Regions from separate parts of the Mus musculus genome. Here region 1 is linked to region 2. Evidence: chromatin contacts called from ENCODE POLR2A ChIA-PET data. All regions are on one chromosome and are shown on one strand. The core of a region is the stretch at or near the end of the contact, and the rest is flanking DNA. Distances in the headings are between cores, read along the strand shown. Region 1 holds the start of Ints3 (integrator complex subunit 3). Region 2 holds the start of Slc27a3 (solute carrier family 27 (fatty acid transporter), member 3).

Region 1 (3,643 bases), core at 665-3,164, 44 kb before region 2:
ACAAACAATTTTTACATTGTTCCATCTCTCCAGCAATTCACTCCTCTTTCTTCCTCTTCCTTTATTATTATTATTATTACTATTATTATTATTATTATTGTTTTTTTTTCAAGACAGGGCTACTCTGTGTAGCCCTGGCTGTCCTGGAACTCACTCTGTGGACCAGGCTGACCTCGAACTCAGAAATCTGCCTGCCTCTGCCTCCCAAGTGCTGGGATTAAAGGCGTGCGCCACCACTTCCTGAGTGAATGCAGCTTTGCAGATGGAAGGCAAGCACCCCAGCGCCAGCCCCCACTACACTATACAGTGCTTATTTAAAGATGCTATAAAGCACAATTGTGGTGGTGCACACATGCAGTCCTAACTCTTGAGAGGATCAGGAAAGTCATCCTTACCTACATAGGAACAAGTGTCTCAAAAAACAATAAATGAATTTTTAAAATTAAAAAAAGCACATGGAAGTTCCCTGGCAGGGCATTTACCTATTTTGAATTCCTGAGTTCAATCATCAGTACCACAAACAAACCCAGTACACTTCAAAAAAAAAAAAAAAATGGAAAGAATATTCAGTATTATACATCTTTTTTCCTTCCTTCTTTTCTTTTTTCTTTTTTTTTTTTTTTTTTTGTTTTTTTGAGACAGGGTTTCTCTGTGTAGCCCTGGCTGTCCTGGAACTCACTTTGTAGACCAGGCTGGCCTCGAACTGAGAAATCCACCTGCCTCTGCCTCCCGAGTGCTGGGATTAAAGGCGTGCACCACCACGCCCGGCCCTTTCTTTTTCTTCTTTCCATCCAATACATGTGTCCCGGTTATATTAAGCTATTGTAATGACTTGTTTGTAGTTCCGAGGCTGAATCAGTCCTTTACCTAGAAGTTATTCAAAGCTTACTCAGGAGGATTGTAGAATGCCAGAAGTGTATTTGGAGATCGGCCAGTCCGGGTCTTATTTTATTTGTAATTAGGATACAGAAGTCCCTGGGAGGCAGAAAGAATGCCACAAAAGTGAGGCCAGCTTGGGTTCAAGAGTGCTTCACTCCCAAAACAGTAGCTATGGAACTTGGAATTCTTCCAAGGACATTGTTAACAATTTACCTGCCCACTGGCCTTGAAAATGGATAGTGCAGGAAAATAGGCCTATATCTACAAATGGGGGACGGAAGGGGAACATGAATTTGATGGGCCAGCTTCCCACGTATTAGGATGGCAGGCATATATTACCACACCCACCTTAGAGCTGTGGACAGCAATAGGCTCATACGCCTAAAAATGAAAAGTTCTGTTGAGAGACGCACGGTAAAAGAACTCTCATACAATCAAGCCCTACTATGATCACAACAAACCACAACTCTCAATGGATTGTGTGTGTGTAAATACAATAGGCTTCAGTGACATTTGTCAGTCCCAGAGTCTCAAAAGACGAGGTCCCATCACTTAGTAAACTGTGTTAAAGCGAGTGCTGGTACGATTCTAACTATTTGGTTTGCACTAGAGAATCAATGCACTTTTTTTGTTTTCAAATTGTTACTAATAATTGCACACCCAAGAGCTCATACAATCGGCCGCGTGTAGCATTTTTAGTTCAGGAAGTAGCTTCAGACCCTGAGGGCGTTTGCTACGCGACTGCGTAGGGGTTGGGACTCGGCAGCTCCTTTTCCTGAATAGACACTTATGGGCTAGGTTTCCATCCTCCCAGCCTACTACCCAAGGACAACGTTCCGAACACCTGTAGGGAGTGGAGCAAGAGGGAAACGTCGCGCATGCGTGTTGGCGCGCGCAGGCGCAGCCCGGCTTTTTCCGGATCGCCCAGCAGTAGCACCCACTCCGTACCTCCCGTCCCGCCTCCAGATGCAGAGGAAGGATGCGATTGGGCACACTTGTTGCCCGTCAGACCAGACTCAATTCTTCTCCCTACAATTGGCAGCCCGGGAAAAGGCCAGTCCGCCGTCGTCGGCTTACTCCTTAGAGACCTGGCGCCACCGCGGAAGCCGCTATTGGCGGACGCCCGGGACCGCGACTGCTCACTTCCGGCGCCGGCGACGACTCTGCCCGCTCGGGCACTCTCAGCCTCCCCCGCCCTTCCACCATGGCCGCCTCTGTGTGGTGTGGGGAGAAGCTGGTCCTCCCATAGCGCTCCTGCTGCATCCTCACCCGCTAGGGGCCGGATTCCAAGGAACCGCGTTTCCCAATCCCGCCGGGAAGGTTTCCCACTCCCAATTCAGGGCCAGGACTCCTTCCCACGCCTCGAGAGGCAGAAACTTAGGGTTTCCCCTCCTTTCAGGATAAGAAGCCAGAGGGTTTCCCCCTCCACTTCTGCAAGGGTGGCAGCCTTGCCTATCTCCCTGCAGGACACAAGACCCTTAGTCTACCATACTTCTGCGCAAAAGCTTTGCCCCAGCCCGGCCACTCCTGAGGGAGCATCTAGAGAACCCGCGCCTTCCCCCTCCGCAGGAGAGGAGGCAAGAGTGCGGAAAGCCAGGCCTGTCGGCCTCCCTCCCACTTGTTCCTCTTGCTCCTCGTCCTTGGCAAGCCAGAGTTCTCCATTTCTAGGACTTAACACCCGTCTACTCCCTTGACCTCTTCTGGTCTCTTGGCTGCAGCCATGGAGTTACAGAAGGGAAAGGGGACCGTAGCAGCTGCTGCATCAGGAGCAGCGGGAGGTGGAGGAGGAGGAGCGGGAGCAGGAGCCCCAGGAGGGGGGAGGCTGCTACTTTCAACCAGTTTGGATGCCAAGGATGAGTTAGAGGAGGTAGGTGTGGGGGGTGGGGAAGGGAGTAAGGAATTGGGTTGAGGAGGGATGCTGGATCGCATATGGGGTGGGGGTGGGGAGAAAAGGCCTTCAAGTTTATTTTATTTATTTATTATTATTATTATTTTTTTTTTGTAAGGCAGAAACATTGCTCTTGCTTCCTGCTTCTGGAGGAAGAAGTGTGGGTCAATTTCCTGGACAGGTTGCCCTAGTAACAGCTGCCGCTATTAAGAAAATGGGTGTGAGGGGTGTTGGTTACAGAAGGGATGTAGCATCAGTACTGACCAAAGTTATTTTCATTTCTTCCCACATACACACCAATAGCTATCTAAAATATCCACCCTATTTGAGAGTGTTAAGTTGAAAAGTATATATGTGTTTACAGGCAGGTGTCTGAGGATTGGCAACTTCCTACAGACTTGGCCCCTCTTCTTAGATGGTATCATTGACTGTGTGTGGATACAGACACTTGTCAGTGATTTTAACCGAGCATTTATAGAGTGAGTGAAGACTTACAAGTAAGTAGTATCTAGTTTGGTAATATCAGTCATAGCAGTGGGGTGAGCCAGTATATAGGGGACTGCTTTCCTTAGTACCAGAGAGTACATACACACACGAAGGAGAGGTACGGGAGGCAGAGGCAAGTGGATCTCTGTGAGTTTGAGGCCAGCCTGGTCTACAAAGAGAGCTCCAGGACAGCCAGGGCTACAGAGAGAAACCCAGCCTCAGAAAACAAAACAAAACAAAACAAAACAAAACAACGACAGGCAGACACAGAACATGAGTGAGGAGGCTTGTCCCTTCCTTTTCTTTGCTTGGTCTCACCCTGTGCTTGACTAACTAGAGATGATCTGTGTAGCCACTTCCACAACTTACACACAGGAAGACGTACTTAGG
Region 2 (3,561 bases), core at 932-3,431:
TCATTTCTTCCAGGAGGAAGAAGATACAAAGCCTAAGCCTACCAAACGAAAACGAAAAGGCTCCTCTGCTGTGGGTTCTGACAGTGACTGAGGCCTGGATCCCCACCCTGCCCCAGCCTGAGAAAGGTCCATGCAGCCCCACCTCTCCTCTCCTCCCAGGGCCTCCAGCTCTTTTCACCCCCTCTTCACTGCTGCTCCCACTGGTAGGTTCTCACAGCAACCAGAAGCTGTGCAGAAGCAGATCATGGTGGAAGTCCTTTGCCGCCGGCTCCTCCCCAAGTCTCCGAAGAGCCATTTGGACAGAGAAAGGAGTGATGAAGAGGCTGCTGGGCAGAGGAGCTGGGGTGACAGCAGATGCTGTGTGAGTGGGCATTTCCCCCTGCTTCCTGTCAGTCTGCATTTGTAGTCTGTGGACGGTGGTCATTACACCAGTGTGAAGTGGGCATCTGACCTGGTGTGGGCGGTGCCCATCTGGGCAGATGCCACAGCCTTCAGAAAAGAACCCAATGGCAGCGTGAGAGGCTCTTGCTGCACCTGGGATGCTTGGGTTGGCCCGGCATTGGCACTTCAAGCTGAGCCAGAGCCCAGGGGAGTCCTGGAGGCAAGTTCCTCAGAACTGTCAGATGGCCTGATTTTCTGTGGTTCTGTTTTTGCTTTTTCTTTTGGCAAAGATAATCGAGTTTTAAATTGTTTTTAAGTGATAATGAAACAAGCCAGAACATCTTTTGTGCCTGAGTTGACATCTCTGTTCGTCCTGTGTATATAGGCGCCTCTGTTTAACTTGTACCCCTCTCCCCACTACACAATGTCTCCAGGAGGGACTTGGCTTTGATCTGAGATCCTTCCCACTAGAGTGAGTCAGACATCTAACCTTTCCACTTAGAAGCTGATGCTGGCACCATCTCCCTGCAGGCTGGCTGGCCTTGCCCATTGCTTCTCGGGAACTTCATCTTTAGGAGGTGGGGTGGGGTGGGAAGGGGAGGGGAGGGGTTACTTAGTAGATAAAAAACTTGCCACACACGAATGAGGACCAGAGTTCTATGGTGGCTTGCCTATGATCCCAGAGCTCAGAAGGCAGAGACTGGGTCCCTGGAGTCAGATGGCTGGCTAGCTATCAGTGAGCTCAGGGTTCAGCTGAGAGAGCCTACCTTGACGAATGAGGTGGAGAGTGATCTAGGATTCCTGACTTGTACCTTGGGCCTCCACCCCATGAATACACAAGTGCACTCAAGCGTGCACATAATCCACACACCTAAGACCTCCATATCCTCCAAAGCCAGCATTCGCCCCTCACTTTAGTAAGTGCACTGTTCCCAGGGGTTTAGGCAGGGAAGGGTGCTCTACGTTGAGTTTTGAAGGAGAGAGGATGAAAGCTCAAATGCCAGGGCAGGAGACGCTCTTCCAGTCTGACTGCTTACTGTCCCCATATAGCAGCAGAGGATAGTCCCAGATCATGCTTTCAGCTTCCCTGTCCAGGGACATTCGATGCCTTGCTGAGGAGAGGTAAAGGCTAGGTTTAGTGCACACACTCCATTGATTCAGCCTGGACATTTTCCTCTTCTGAGAATCCATGCTCTTTTAAAGCCACTACTTTTGAAACTCTAAACCACCAAGAGGCCTCTTTTTTCTTCCTCTTCCCATCCCCAGTTTCCACTGCACCGATTAAAACCAGGATGGGAAACATTTGCTGCCTGGTCCCAATTATTGTATCCTTGCCTAAAATGAAGGGCTTCCCTTCACAAGTCTGGCAGATTGGCCTCCACCTTTCCCGTAACTTAATTCTCAGGCTCCCCCACCCATTCCCTGGGGGGTTGCTATTGCTGCTGGTAGCTGGAGGCAGCTGTTTTGCCCAGACTTGCAGACCCGACCTGGCCAGGGGCCAGATTCTTCAGTCGCCTTAGGAAGAGAGCAGTGGTACCATCCCATCATGGGTGACAAAGAACAATCAAAGGATTGAATGGCTCCAGGACCAGGACTATAAGCCAGCCAATAGCTTAGGTGGCCATGAAAATGCACAGCTGTGGGGTTGGAGGGTAGGCACCTCTTTGGACCCGACAGGCTGCTGGCCACCAGCGGTCAAATTCCGGAGCGTGTGCGCCTAGGGCGGGGCCTGGGTTGTGGGGAGGGCCGGGCCGCCCCCGACTCTCGCACTCCTGGCTCCCGCGCCACACCGCAGAAGCTGGGTGGGAAGGGCGGGTGCCAGCGCACGCGCGCCACGTTCCCGGGAAGAAAGGTTGTCCGAGCCGGACCAAAGCTGGCTTAGTGTTTCAGGAAGGACCACCTGGAGTGTGTGTGAGCTGCTGGGACGGACTAGAGGAAAAGGGCACCATGGCGGCCCTCCTGCTGCTGCTGCCCTTACTCTTGCTCCTGCCTCTGCTGCTGAAGCTAGACGTCTGGCCTCAGCTGCGCTGGCTGCCGGCCGACCTGGCCTTCACAGTTCGCGCCCTCCGCTGCAAAAGGGCCCTTCGAGCACGCGCGCTGGCCGCAGCGGCCGCCGACCCCGAAAGCTCTGAGAGCGGGTGCAGTCTGGCCTGGCGTCTCGCGTACCTGGCCCGGGAGCAGCCGACACACACCTTCCTCATCCACGGCGCGCAGCGCTTTAGCTACGCGGAGGCTGAGCGCGAGAGCAACCGGATTGCTCGCGCCTTTCTGCGCGCACGGGGCTGGACCGGGGGCCGCCGAGGCTCGGGCAGGGGCAGCACTGAGGAAGGCGCACGCGTGGCGCCTCCGGCTGGAGATGCGGCTGCTAGAGGGACGACCGCGCCCCCTCTGGCACCCGGGGCGACCGTGGCGCTGCTCCTCCCAGCGGGCCCGGATTTCCTTTGGATTTGGTTCGGACTGGCCAAAGCTGGCCTGCGCACGGCCTTTGTGCCCACCGCTTTACGCCGAGGACCCCTGCTGCACTGCCTCCGCAGCTGCGGTGCGAGTGCGCTCGTGCTGGCCACAGGTAAGGCTGCGAGCCAGAGAGGGCGCGCCTGCTCCCTAGACCCGAGGTGCAGAAGTGAGTGGGAATAAGAAAGAGGCCTGGGTTTGGGGAGGGATGTGCTAGACCCAAAGAATTCTTAAGCCGTCGGATTACAGGTCCCAGGCAAGACGTGGGATCCCCACATTGCCACCCTCACCCTAGAGCATTGCACAAGGACAGAGCAAACCAACCAGGTGATGGAAGGCTTTAGAGTAGCTGGAGAACCTCGAAGCTGGGTTTGCCTACCCTTGTAGAGTTCCTGGAGTCCCTGGAGCCGGACCTGCCGGCCTTGAGAGCCATGGGGCTCCACCTATGGGCGACGGGCCCTGAAACTAATGTAGCTGGAATCAGCAATTTGCTATCGGAAGCAGCAGACCAAGTGGATGAGCCAGTGCCGGGGTACCTCTCTGCCCCCCAGAACATAATGGACACCTGCCTGTACATCTTCACCTCTGGCACTACTGGTGAGGACTGGATACAATACTTCTCAGACACTGAGGCAGAGGGTGGCAAGGTCTGGGGAGAGGACTGGGACGCTTGTCACTTTCAGATCACCCTGGACACCATCCCAGGCACAGCTTCTCTCCTTCCAGTCC

What was found. ChIA-PET counts read pairs that join two places held with the same protein, here RNA polymerase II (POLR2A).
Region 1: POLR2A ChIA-PET joins it to region 2 with 12 read pairs in embryonic stem cell. The contact joins the promoter of Ints3 here to the promoter of Slc27a3 in region 2. POLR2A ChIA-PET finds 5 or more read pairs at or near these places in 4 of 5 experiments (Patski and embryonic stem cell).

Annotation. Positions count from the first base shown.
Region 1 is chr3:90,431,907-90,435,549 of GRCm38, reverse strand. It overlaps Ints3 (integrator complex subunit 3), which reads left to right and starts at 1,914. Exons shown (of 30, transcript NM_145540.3): 1 at 1,914-2,746. The coding sequence starts at 2,600.
Region 2 is chr3:90,388,558-90,392,118 of GRCm38, reverse strand. It overlaps Slc27a3 (solute carrier family 27 (fatty acid transporter), member 3), which reads left to right and starts at 2,181. Exons shown (of 10, transcript NM_011988.3): 1 at 2,181-2,947; 2 at 3,220-3,429. The coding sequence starts at 2,329. It overlaps Ints3 (integrator complex subunit 3), which reads left to right. Exons shown (of 30, transcript NM_145540.3): 30 at 14-739. The coding sequence ends at 91.